Linked DNA regions of Homo sapiens: region 1 is linked to region 2. A link is a contact called in ENCODE Hi-C or POLR2A ChIA-PET data. All regions are on one chromosome and are shown on one strand. The core of a region is the stretch at or near the end of the contact, and the rest is flanking DNA. Distances in the headings are between cores, read along the strand shown. Region 1 overlaps LDLRAD4 (low density lipoprotein receptor class A domain containing 4). Region 2 holds the start of PSMG2 (proteasome assembly chaperone 2).

Region 1 (6,076 bases), core at 2,260-4,759, 910 kb before region 2:
AGCCACTGCCAACAGGATAAGGCTGCACTGGCTGCAGAGTGCCCGAGTGCGCCTCCAGCAGCCCTGAGGGTCTGTGCAGGGGTCAGCCACCAGCCCAGGGATAAGCATGAAAGGAAGCAGAGAGACTCCGCTCAGGACAAAGGCAGTGAACACAGTGGTGAGGGCTGAACCCCGAAGTCGAAGACTGTGTTCCTAGGTAAACAAGCATGTCATACTTCCCATGGCCTGTGAGCAGAAATAAGGTCACATTTCTATTGTGACCTGAATAATGCCTTCTTTTACCAATGCTTGTTTTTATTTTGTGGTTAAATAGCGGAGTATTCACAAATTAAAGCATGCCCTAGGATTTCCAAATGTTTTCTTTACAAGAGAACTTCACTGCTTTATGGACATGGATATAGAGGAAAATCATGGTGACAGGGAAGGATCAGCACAAAGTCCTGCAATGAATCAACTCTTCCCTTGGAGGACACCTTTCTAGGTCATCTGTTCTTGACTATGGAAAGCTATGCAGACAAGCATTTGCAGCAAAGCAAATCAAATTATGTTTTCACAAGTCTCTGGGCATTTTTTACATATTTGTGTTTCATTTGAAAAGGATTTTTATTATAAAAATAATGAAAACTTCTTGAAAATTTAAATCATATAGAAGGAAACAGTGCAGTGTAAAGTCTCCCATCCCAACCCACAGCGCCCCTGACTCCACCAAGCCCCACTCCGTCCCGGGGGAAAGCCCAGGCCTCCGTTGCATGTGTGTGTGTTTGCTACAAAATAAAGCCTTTCCTTTTTTCAGTTATTGGAATCGATGTGCAAATATCTTGTTTGTGTCTTTTCACTTAATACATCACAGACCTCTTTAAACAAGAACACACGTGCACTGGCCTGTCTGTTACAGAGTACAAACATACTGGCATTTGCCTTCTCCAGCTGGTGGCTGTTCAGGTGGCTTGCTTTTTTTCTTTTTTCTCTTATGACCACAAAATTGCATGTGTATATGTGCAAGTGTGTGGCTGGCACACGTTTGTCAGTATACTTGTAGGAAAGACTCCTAAAAGTGACATTTCTGGACCCAGGGCATAATCACTTTTCATCCTCATGGCTACTGAGAACCTGCCTTTTGTAAAGGCTGCATTCGTTTAGGCTGTCCCAGGAAGAAGGCATGTTCCCCATGCCCTCATTCACCCTGGAGACTCGCCCTTTTAACTGGTGACAATCTGATGGCAAAAATATGTATCTCATTTTAATTTGTATTTCTCCAATTACTGGTAATTTCAGATCTTTCCCTATGGTTATGGTAATTTGTGTTTCTCTTTTTCATAATCATATTGGTGTATTTATAGTTTTCTCATTTATTTCTTATGTATTTATATGAAATCTTTACATATTATGGTTACACATCTTTGTCTGTTACATGTTGCAACTATTTCCCCTAGCCAGTCATTTCTTGAAACTTCACCATGAGTTTCTCTATAGATGCTATAAACTTTTATGCCATCAAATACTCTCTTTTTCCTTTATGGCCTCTAAACATCCTGTTTGATTGGGAAGGTCCTCTTTAATATTCTAAACATATTTTTTTCCTAAGATTTTTGGAGTTTGAATTTTATGTTAGATCTTTATTTGCTCTGGATTTTATTCCTCTTTTGGTCTGACACAGCACATGGAACATGTGATATTGACTGAAAGGTGTGCATCTTCTGAGCTAATATATCTGATTTTAAAATTCAGGCAAGGATAAGAAAGATCTCAGTTGTATGAAACAGTGCATGGAATTACTCTCTGTAAAACTAAACTCCAGGCCAGGCGTGCCTGGAATCTCAGCACTTTGGGAGACCAAGACGGGGGAATTGTTTAAGACCAGGAGTTCAAGATCAGCCTGGGCAATATAGCGAGACCCTGTCTCTTAAAAAAAAAAAAAAAGTAAAGGCCCCACCATCTTTCTTTTTAAGGGGACTGCTTTCTTATAAACCTGCCACACACAGGTACCGCCCTGCCCTGCTGGGACACCTGCACCATGCTGTTGCCCTGAGGCTCCAAATATGAGTCATGCCCAGCCGTGGCAGGTGCATCTACAGCACATGGATGAGCGTCGGCCCTGGGGGTTCACGGGCACCCTAGTGGCATGGTGCCTGGGGCAGGTCAAGTTCATGGGCATGCTCAGAGGCTGTGGGAGCAGGAACACTGTCCTCAGGAGCCTGCAAACCGAATCGAGTGGCCCCGTGGGGTGCCCTGGGGTGGCGGCAGCCTGATGAGGCCTGAGCCATGAAGGCACTCAGCCCTGGGCACAGGAGGCAGCTCTTCCTGCAGGCAACAAAGACCCAGGGATACCTGGGTCCCAGAGACCACCATCCTCACAGCCTGGTCATCTCACTGCAGCAGCTTGGTCCCTGGCTGCAGGTGACGGTGGCCGGTGGGTGCTCCCGAAGCCCTCCCCTGAGGGCGTCAGGGTCTGGTGCGGGGCCCACACACGCGGCAGAGCCTTGCTCTGGGGACTCTGGGCAAAACCCATCAGTGGAAACAGACCTCCTTCTCGTCTTTAAGTCACAGGAGCCAGAACACTAGCAACAGAAAAGATGAGCATTGTACTCTCTTCAGGGCCACAAAGCCTCCCCAGGCAGGGCCCAGGAGATCCTCAAAGTGAAAACTGCAGTCAACAGGTTCTTGGAAACGTGTGTGAGGATTCCCAGACCCTGAGCCCTGCATTGAGATGCCCTCTCCCTCCATGACCCCCTTTCAAGCTCACGAGGGGGTGTGTGGCAACCCCCCCCCCCCCACCTGTCCTCCCACACCCTCTCAGTCATTTTAAACAGGAGAATTCCACTAAACACCCACAGCCTGTTTTCACGTGGCAGGGCAGGGAGGTGGCTGTGGTGCGTGGAGCCCAGCATCCACAGAAAGGAAAGACACCTGGGGTTTGGGTTTCGTTTTTAGGGGTTGGGGAGGAGTGGGCTGGAAAGGGGAGGCTAAGAAGAAAATGAATTCTGGAAGAACTGTTAAAACAGAAAGTTTAGAAAAATAAAACCCGCAGGAATAGTAGCATTCTTAGAAAATTAATAGGATGCTTTGGGGCTTCCAAGATGCTACACGCCTAACACGGATTCTGAACACAGACCACTGGTTGAGTTTCCTTGTTCAACAGTAACAGATGTCCACAGAAGAGTGCTAGAAAGCAGGGCACGCAAGGAAAGAAGTTGAGGCCAAAGTCAAACGTTCACATCCCCCTTCTACGGCGCTGTAGTTCATGATGCTGTAACAGATGAGTCACTGCAATGGAAATACCGGATACTTTTTAATACATCTAGTCTAAAACTTACAGGAAGGCATCCTAGCACCTTCTTTTATTATTGTACAGCAGTGACAGTGACGACAGTGATGATGGCATCTCTCTATTTTTATGGAAACATCTCCAGGAAATCCCAAGCTGCACAGTGGAGAATTACAGGAACAGAAGAAGTGGTGTGAAGTCTGTCGGTCTCTTCCCTGGTTCAATGAGGAGCTGAACTGAATCATACTAGAGGCATGAGTGTCTGCGCTATTTTTAAAGAGCTCTGGGGAAGTGTGGTTGTCCCACCTTAGGCTCCTAATATAACACTCATTTCTATTTGTGGGATGGTTAACACCATCTTCCATTTGGTCTTTCCTCCACTAATATATTATCCTTCACTGAAGTCTTATTTCTACAGTTTAATTCTTTTTAAGCTCCAGATGTGTTATGTATGCCCTCAAAGACCCTATCATGGGTCAGGGGGCAAGGTCTGGGCCCCTCATGCGTTCCTCTCTTTCCCCAGGCCAAGTAAACACCTTGGCAGGAATCCAGAAAACGATCCACGCAGAACATTGCAATGTCACAGAAATGGCCGCCCACTGGCCACGAAGCCCTGGCCCCACCCTGCGAGGTCACTTCCTACCCTACCAACAGCAGCACCCCACCTCACTCCCCTACGTGCTGGCCTTTCCTGGAGCACCAAACCCAGGGCTGGCTGACCGCAGAGCCTTACCTCCAGGCAGCCCCTTCCCCTGCACGCCTCCTGCCCCACCGCTGGGACAGACACCCACCCTCCCACATGTTGGCTGGGCCTGCTTGGCTACTGCACAGTGAACTTGTCGCATTTCCTTCCTGTCTCTGTCCTCCTCAGCAGAGACGGGTGTGGTGATGAGATGACAGTCTTAGGGGTGTCTTACTCTTTATTTATGGCTCTGTGACACTTTTAAAGTGCTGAATGTTCCTAAAGGCTGGTAAATTCTTTCCAAGATCCTCCAGAGACCGGGCGGCGGTGGTGGCAGGAAGACGGGTGGGGGCAGGAGTTGGAATCTACTTAGACTATAATTGCCTCAAGTTTGTGAACTGTTAGTATAAAAATACTCTTGGAGATTTTAATGGTTGAATGAAGATTCACACTCATTAAACACCATGGTTGAGGGGGAAAATTCAGCCTGTGTTACAAGAATGACTTCACAGCTTGAAGTACAGAAGCAAAACAATAAGAGCTATCATCATACTGATTACATTATATATTTTGAATTTTATTTTCCTTGGAGGTGGGTTGGCTACTCTACTGTATAGTACAACAAGTAGAACGAAAGGGAAAAAAGCTACCCTACAGAAATACCCAGTTTTTGGCGTCACCTGCTGGCTTTATCTTCCTTTAAAAGCTCTTTCCTAAGCCCCGATGATGGGTTCACTACCTTTGGGGACTTCCTGTGCAGCTCTGAACCCTGTTGCAGCACTTATCACTGTCTTGGTGGTATCCATTCTCTGGTCTTCTTCCTCTACAGAGTGAGCCCTGGGTCAACGCCTTGTTCATCCACAGTGTCTCAGCAGGTAGTGTGTGCCTGGCACAAAGTTGGCATTCCCCATTTAGAAGCTGGTGGAGAAGCCCTAAGAACGAAGGGACCCCAACGGCCTGACCTGCTTCAACAGCATCCAGCACAGACACGTATTCTCCCAAACACTTCCTGATGACTTCAGTGGTGCTGGAGTTTTGCTAAAGGTTTTCATATTTTGCAACAATTATTCAAAAATTACTACTCTAAGAGGGTGTGATCTGTCACTGAGAAAAGAGCCTCCTGGTTACTCTGAGCTGCCTGTTTATAGCCATGTATTTATGTACAACATTTGCATGACAATAAAATGAGGAAACGGTCCCTATGATCTGTAGGTGGAGAGATGAACGTGGAGGGCAGGTGTGACCCAGGCGCGGCTACCTGATACCGGCCCAAGGCCAGGTGCCTTGGACGGCACGGGCAGGCGGGCAGCAGCCCGTGATGACTGGACGGACTAGGGAATCCCTCGAATGCAGACTCCACGAGCCCGTCCAGCTGGAGTGGCATCTCCTCACTTTATGAAAGCCCAAGCCTTCATCCACTACAATTACTTCTCACCACGCATTTTAGAATCTAGAGTTTCATGATCTCTTCAGAAAGAAATTTACCTAAATATGTTCTGATCAAAGATGACTGACAGGATTTTCTAAAAAATCAGCAGAGGAGTAAGAGCAATTATAAACCTTTTAAAAGTCTATCCCTCTGCCATGCTATAAATGGAAAAAAATACATACATAAGCCATAATTCCCCCTATAGGATTCATTTAAAATCCACCCTCACCTCCACCTCCACATTATTAATTTAGGAAAGTGCATCAGAAAAAAAACACAGCTGCACATGGAATGGAACCTTCATTTCCACAGGGGAGAGTGGTGGCTTCTGAGGCTCTCATCCCACAGCCAGTCTGTCTGTCTCTCACTTTCTTTGGCTCTCTATCTCTCAGAGTCACAGTTCTCCTTCCTAATAGCTCCTGTCACTACATGGATGACCTAAGAAAGTGTTCAATGAACCAGCCACATCCTGAGAAATACCTTTTCTTTAAAATGCAGTTTTCAGCTCATGAGGGTGAAGAAAAAGGAATTATTAACAAGTAGCAGAATTTCCAGGGGAGGTCTCAGCCTTATATACAGACATTTGAAAAAAACAAAACTCCAAAGCAACAAACTGTGTACTCATGCATAACACCTCCAACAGGAACAAACTAATTCCAGGCTTGAAAGAAGATGAAAAAGCCTGACATGCATCTTCCTA
Region 2 (6,740 bases), core at 2,546-5,045:
CACAAAGTTGGCACTAAGTAAACATTTGCTACAAAACAATTATCAATAAAGTCTATTTCTAATTTAAAACAACTCTACTTTGTAGTGGAAAAATACAAGGTAAAGTCTTACATACCTTCAGCATTTATGCTAAGTTCTGTTGAATTTCCTTCTGTGGTCGCATATGGATTGTTTCCAACCATTGGCACAAGACAATCGGTATAGAAGTAACCAATCTTAGACATATTCAGTGTAGAAATAATCAGATCCATTGCAAGCTGGCCAACATTTCCAACAGATACTGCTGGCTGAAATTATAAAAGATATGTTCAGTAAGTCACCAAAATTAGCAGCACTTTATTTTATTTTTTGAAACAGAGTCTGCCTCTGTCTCCCAGGCTGGAGTACAGTGGCGTGATCTTGGCTCACTGCAGCCTCTGCCTCCTGGCTTGAAGCAATTCTCCTGCCTCAGCCTCCTGAGTAGCTGAGATTATAGGCGCGCACCACCACACCCAGCTAATTTTTGTATTTTTAGTAGAGACGGAGTTTCACCATGTTGGCCAGGCTGGTCTCAAACTCCTGACCTCAGGTGATCCACCGACCTCAGGTGATCCACCCGCCTCAGCCTCCCAAAGTGCTGGGATTACAGGCGTGAGCCAACACGCCTGGCCCACAGCACTTCAAAAAGTTTAGACAGAATACAATAGTTATATTAGTACTGAAAGCATCATAACATCATAGCTAGATATTGATTTTCATTAACTACAACTGCTGGGGCCTCCTCCACCTTTGAGACTATTTAACAAATACTTATTGAATGCCTACTATATGTCAATTGTTGCTCTAGGCACTGGGAATGCAGTAAAATAAACCAACAAAAGTTCATGCCCTCATGGAACTTCCATTCCAGTGAGAGTGGTTTACCTGTAATAAACAAAACAAACACTAAAATATACAGTGGTAATTGCTACGGAGAAAAATAAAGTGAGTGTGAGGATGTGTGTACATGGTTGATTGCAATTTTAAGTAGAGTGTTCGAGGAAAGACTCACCCTAGGTGACAAATGACTAGAGACCTGAAAAAGGTAAAGGAGACAGCCGTACAGAGATCTGGGAAAGAACATTCCAGGCAGTGGGAAAGCAAGTGTAAAGGCTTCGAGGTATGAACAGAAGCACTCTTGGGTCTGCTTACCATTTGCTTTATTAGTGCCTCTTTACCCATTCCGAAAGGTTGAAGTGATCTTTTCACACTAAACACACACACACACACACACACACACACTCTCTCTCTCTCTCTCTCTCTCTCTCTCTCTTTTTCCCATGACTTAAAATAATGAAGCTGCCAAATCCCTACCTACATCCCAGAACACGTAGGAGCTCCACAACCTAATGGACGTCTCCACATGGTTAGGTCACAGGAAACTCACATTCCACATGTCCAAAACTATAAACTTTTGCCCAAATTTTTCCCCATATTTTGTATTTTAGAAAAGGGCGCCGGGCATGGTGTCTCATGCCTGTAATCCCAGCACTTTGGGAGGCCGAGGCAGGTGGATCACCTGAGGTTAGGAGTTTGAGACCAGCCTGGCCTACATGGTGAAACCCTGTCTCTACCAAAAATACAAAATTAGCTGGGCGTGGTGGTGCATGCCTATAATCCCAGCTACTCGGGAGGCAGAGGCAGGAGAATCACTTGAACCCAGGAGGCAGAGGTTGCAGTGAGCCAAGATCGTGCCATTGCACTCCAGACTGGGCAAAAAAGAGCAAAACTCCATCTCAAAAAAAAAAAAAAGTTCAATATTATTCAATCTACCTAAACTTCTTCCCATTCCCTTACCAACTACATCTAATACATGCCTAATTTTTATTGAGGCTATCCCCCAAGTATCCTTTTAATGTAGCTCCTCCTTTGCATTCTTCCAACAACTCCTTTTGTTTTCTGTCCTTCGGGTGTTCCCTCAGCATGTTCTCCCACTTTTCACTGTTGTCACCTACCAATTGCCTAGTTACCTCCTGCAATTCCCTTCTCAACGATTTTGCTACTTGGGTTAAACTCTTCTGTACCATCCTTCTTTTCCTCACAATATTGTATTATTCCCATCAGCACGTAAACATGCTCTAATATCTTTCATTCTAAAAGGCTCTCCCTTGACCCCACATAGCCCTCTAACTGCAACCTCATTTCTTGTTTCTCTATGTAGCAAAAATTCTCCAAGTCGTCCACGAAAACATAAGCAGAAACTTTATCTCTTATTAAAAAAAAGTTTTTTGAGACAGGGTCTCACTCTGTCGCCCAGGCTGGAGTGCAGTGGCACGATTTCAGCTCACTGCAGCCTCTGCTTCCTGGGCTCAAGTGATCCTCCCACCTCAGCTTCCCGAGTAGCTGAGATACAGGTGCAGGAAACCACACCTGGCTAATTTTTATTTATTTTTTTGTAGAGATGAGGTATCACTATGTCGCCCAGGCTGGTCTTGAACTCCTGAGCTCAAGCGATCCTCCTGTACTCGGCCTTCTAAAGTGCTGGGATTACAGGCATGAGCCATCATGCCTGTCTCTGAATTAATGACTGAATATATATTATACAACCCAAATCTTTAACTTGTTTTCTATCATTCATTCAACCCACTCCAATATGGCTTTCCTCTTCACCACTTCACTGGTAACTGTTTGTCCAGGTGACCATCATTAACATGTCGCTAAATCCAAACATACACTTTCTTCACCTTACACATCTCTGGGCTACTTTTGACATGGCCACTCCCTCCTTTTTGAAACACTCTTCTCTGGGGCTGTGTGTTTTATATGTAATGAATAAGGATGACACTTCCAGCTCTCTCCAGCCTTATACCACTCCAAACAGTGCATTTTCCAATGGTGCCTTCTGGGTTCACAGGGCCTACAGCCTATTCTCTCTCAATGTGTCATTCCAAATTCTTGGCAGTCTTCAAGTCCCCCTGCTTACTGACTCTGTTTTAGACATCCATCTTTCTGAAACGCCTACTTTCCCCTACTCCCAGCCCACGGGCCCTCCATCTTTTGCATACTACTTTCTCTATAAAGCCTTTCTTAACAAGCCATCTGTCCCTCCCCTCCCAATTATCTCAGGACCTTTCTATACCCTTTCAAGCTTCTAGCCTAGCATTTATTGCTCTTAGATTACATGTTTCCAACTACAGTGTAAATTCTTTGAGGGCACGCACCTAGTCTTATTCTAATACTCGCACATAACAGACTTTATTAAAACAATGAATGAATATAAAGAGCGATAAAACTGCGCTAACTACCGGCAAGAGTTAATGTTTATTGCCCTATCAGTAGTTCTCCGGTTAACAACGATAATATGCTAGCTTAAGACTAATTCTAAAACTAGTCGTAGAAAGACTTTCTAGGATAAAACTGAAGGATGCCCTGCAAAACATAAGTACAGTGTATCTAGAACGTACGAACACATCACGTTTTACAGGAAACAGAGACTACAAATTGTAGACTTGACTACGTTTGGTTTTACAGCCGACAAAGGTTCTGTTTGGACGGCTGCCTCCGGCTACAACCTCCCTGTTTTTTCCGGCCGAAAACATGAAATAGAAACTAGTGCCCTATTTCTCCCAAGGCACCGCCAAACACCCCGCGTCGGGGTGGCGACACCGCAGGGGCCTCGGGAGGCGGCAGCCCCGAGCGCAAATGGAGACTCACCATTAGGAGGGTGAAGCCGGCAAGGTCGGGGGCCGACTCCCCGCAGGGAACGAACATGGTCGCAGTGGGGTGGCCAGCAGGGACTAACCGCGGCCCTGGCAAGAACGAGGGCAGCAAGAAGGCGGAAGCCCGAGACCCCGGAGCCTCGCGGGGCGCGGGAGGGTCCTTTGAGTCCCTGGGCGCCGGGCCCTTGAGGCCCGTCCAGCTAACTGCCGGTTCAGAGGGCGGAAAGAGGCCGCCGGGTGGCCGCGAAGAGGGGCCAGCAGCGCTTTCGGAGACCCTGGCAAGCAAGGCGATGGGGTGCGCTGAGGTCTCGGGGTGCGGGGCCCGCGGGGAGGTGGAGCGGCGGGCGGAAACGATCAGGCAGCGTGCGGGCCAGCCCCAAGCCCTGTTTGTCCGCCACTGTTTGAAAACAGTTGGCGCCGCCGCCGCCGGGGCCTCATTTCCAGGTCAGCCCCCGGCCTGACGCGGCGTTGCGTCCCCCGGGAGCTGCGCTAGGCGAACGGCTGCGGCGCTTTGTGCTCCAGTCGCTCCTAACGCTCCCTGGCCCGGCCGGGGCCGCGCAGTTAGGGCATCTGAGGCGGGGAGAAGCGGCGGGGAGACGCCGGCTGCCAGCATGTCGCTGCCTCCGGAGAAAGCCTCCGAGCTGAAGCAGCTCATCCACCAGCAGCTGAGCAAGGTGAGAGTCGCGGGTGCTGGGAGAGACCGCCGGGCCGACCCATAACCTTTCCCTCCTGCCCGGCGGCCCCGGGCCGACAGCGGCATCTGCTTGCCGGGACTGTAGCGAGGATTGTGGGGTGCGCAACGCAGAGTAGGCAGAGCTTTGAGTTTGAGGCAGGAGAGCGTCCTCGTCTCCGAGAAAGAAAACGAGCCGAGCAGGTGCTAGCAAGAGTCTGGGGCGATAGAACGAGCGGTCTTGGCGTTTTAGGACGGCCGTGAGAATGAAGCGCTTAGCGAGCGACTTCTGGAAGTCGGATCGAGTGTAAGTTGTATTTGGAGGTTTATATTCTGCTGTAAGATATCAGGTTTTTTTTCTTTCTTGAGACGGAGTCTCTCTGTTGCCCAGGCTGGAGTGCAGTGGCACGATCTCGGCTCACTGCAACCTCCGCCTCCCAGGTTTAAGCGATTCTCCGCCTCAGCCTCCCGAGTAGCTGGGATTACAGGCGCGCGCCACCACGCTCGGCTAATTTTTGTATTTTTAGTAGAGACGGTTTCACCATGTTGGTGTGGCTGGTCCCGAACTCCTGACTTCGTGATCCGGCCGCCTCGGCCTCCTAAAGTGCTGGGATTACAGGCGTGAGCCTCCGCGCCCGGCAGATATCAGGGTTTCTTTACCGCTGAAACATGTGGGTATCAGCGAAGTTGAACCAGGAGCTTCAATCAGCAATTCTCAAATAAGTCATGGAAGAGAAGTTACTAAAGGGTTTGTAATGACGGAATTTGTTAATATTTCGGAGCTCCAGAAGAACCTCCAGTTTCTGCAGCGCTCGCTCGACTGAGTGCAAGATGCTGAAGTGATAAAAGCGACCATTTATGGTGCCCTTGTGTGCCAGGCTTTGTGCTGTCTAGTATCTTTAATCCTCACAACACTATCGTGAGAGGGCACTACACTAGGTTTTTCCATTCTTATCGGTGACGAAACAGATTTATAAAGGGTAAATAAGTTGGCTTGAGGTTACACATCTACTAAGTTGAAAGCTGGTAAGATTCCCTTATCATTAGGCAGATCAAAGTATGAAAGTAATAAGATCATACTTTGATCTGCCTACTCCCAGTCCGTGTTCTTCTGATTATACTATACTCCCTCTCAGAAGATTCCTTTTGGTTGAGTGTTGTTTGTGGAGAAATGGTAACAAAGGTGCCAGATAACCAGTGGAGACTATTTCTAGAATTTGTACTCAAAAGATTCATTCTTTAAAAGCTTACCTTTGTTCCCATTCAATTGTGGTAACAATTGTGCATTTACTGTTAGCTGGAGAACCTTAAAACTTCAGAAGCAGTATTTGACTGCTTTGTGATGTTATAAATTGTAATATGAGTTTTCTACATAGATGGATGTCCATGGTAGAATAAGAGAAATCCTTGCTGAGACTATACGGGAAGAATTGGCACCTGATCAACAGCATTTATCAACAGAAGATTTGATCAAAGCCCTTAGACGTCGAGGAATCATTGACGATGTGATGAAAGAACTTAATTTTGTTACTGTGAGTAATCTTTTAGGGAAATAAATGAGAGTATATATGTATATACTAATGCGTAACACTACTTATAAGGTTCCGATGTGGGGCCTTTCGTTTTAGTAAAACCACTTCAAGGTCATTCTGTTTACTAGTGTCCTTGTTTCAAGTATAGGCTAGCTCTGCCCTTGAATATACTGAATAGTTTTGTGTATCAATGAAATTTGTGTTAGATATCTTATTCCTGTCTCTACAGTGACAGAATTTTCTCTTATTTTCTAGGTCTGTAAATTTGAATATACATACTTTAGTCCAATTAGTTCACCATAACAAAGTTCTTTTTCATTATGATCTGTAACTTTTTTAGATTAAGCGTATTTTTAAAATAAGCACTCTTTTGGGATTATATTCTCTATGATTAACAAATTACAAATTTCTTTAAGAAAATAATTGACTGCATAAGAGTCCTCAAATCTTTTAATACAAATAGGTCAATAATGGGATGATAGTCTCTCAGTGCACAATTAGTAAGTAGGCCTTCATTTGAAAGTGAGGCAATAATGGAAACTGTGACCTCAATACCTGGGTAATATAATGTGAAAATTGGATGGACTTCATAATACAATAGGGAATAAGTATTTTAATACAGCACCTTTTTTTGGTTTTTGAAGTTTATGAACCCGTTTGTTATAAAAATTGACCTAATAACAGCTTCTACTCTGTGATGACACTTTATTAAAATCAGCTCATAGTGGAATTATAAGCCAACTGTTACATAAGGTTTACAGAAAGTTTAACCTTGTTGAAGGTATTAAGGATTTGTTTTTAGCTTTATGTGGATAGTATTACTTGAAGACAGTTTAATTCCTTAGCATTTGATTTTAGGAG

Evidence for each region. Hi-C counts contacts between places; a loop is a spot of excess contacts on that map. ChIA-PET counts read pairs that join two places held with the same protein, here RNA polymerase II (POLR2A). Pooled maps may share reads with other maps.
Region 1: a loop to region 2 is called in a map of naive thymus-derived CD4-positive, alpha-beta T cell, with 4 times the contacts of the local background. The contact joins the enhancer-like site here to the promoter of PSMG2 in region 2. A Hi-C loop is called at or near these places in 1 of 168 maps with a recorded cell type or tissue (naive thymus-derived CD4-positive, alpha-beta T cell), 2 of 37 single-sample maps with no recorded cell type and 10 of 50 pooled maps. POLR2A ChIA-PET finds 5 or more read pairs at or near these places in 1 of 52 experiments (OCI-LY7).

What each region holds. Positions count from the first base shown.
Region 1 is chr18:13,612,949-13,619,024 of GRCh38, reverse strand. All of the region lies in intron 4 of LDLRAD4 (low density lipoprotein receptor class A domain containing 4), which reads right to left. Among named protein-coding and RNA genes, the nearest start is that of MIR4526, 4.9 kb to the right of the region's middle. RefSeq lists enhancers at 2,515-2,564, 2,186-2,687, 3,625-3,694, 3,725-3,774, 4,714-5,231 and 1 more. Within about 2 kb of position 3,509, at least 8 of the 41 ENCODE cell types and tissues checked have a DNase peak (open chromatin) inside an H3K27ac peak, as active enhancers do; they include OCI-LY7, where a contact is called at or near this core.
Region 2 is chr18:12,700,097-12,706,836 of GRCh38, reverse strand. It overlaps PSMG2 (proteasome assembly chaperone 2), which reads right to left and starts at 3,795. Exons shown (of 7, transcript NM_020232.5): 1 at 3,673-3,795; 2 at 116-287. The coding sequence starts at 3,729. CEP76 (centrosomal protein 76) reads left to right here and starts at 4,114. Exons shown (of 12, transcript NM_024899.4): 1 at 4,114-4,351; 2 at 5,724-5,879. The coding sequence starts at 4,289. RefSeq lists enhancers at 4,427-4,476, 4,487-4,786, 4,072-4,969.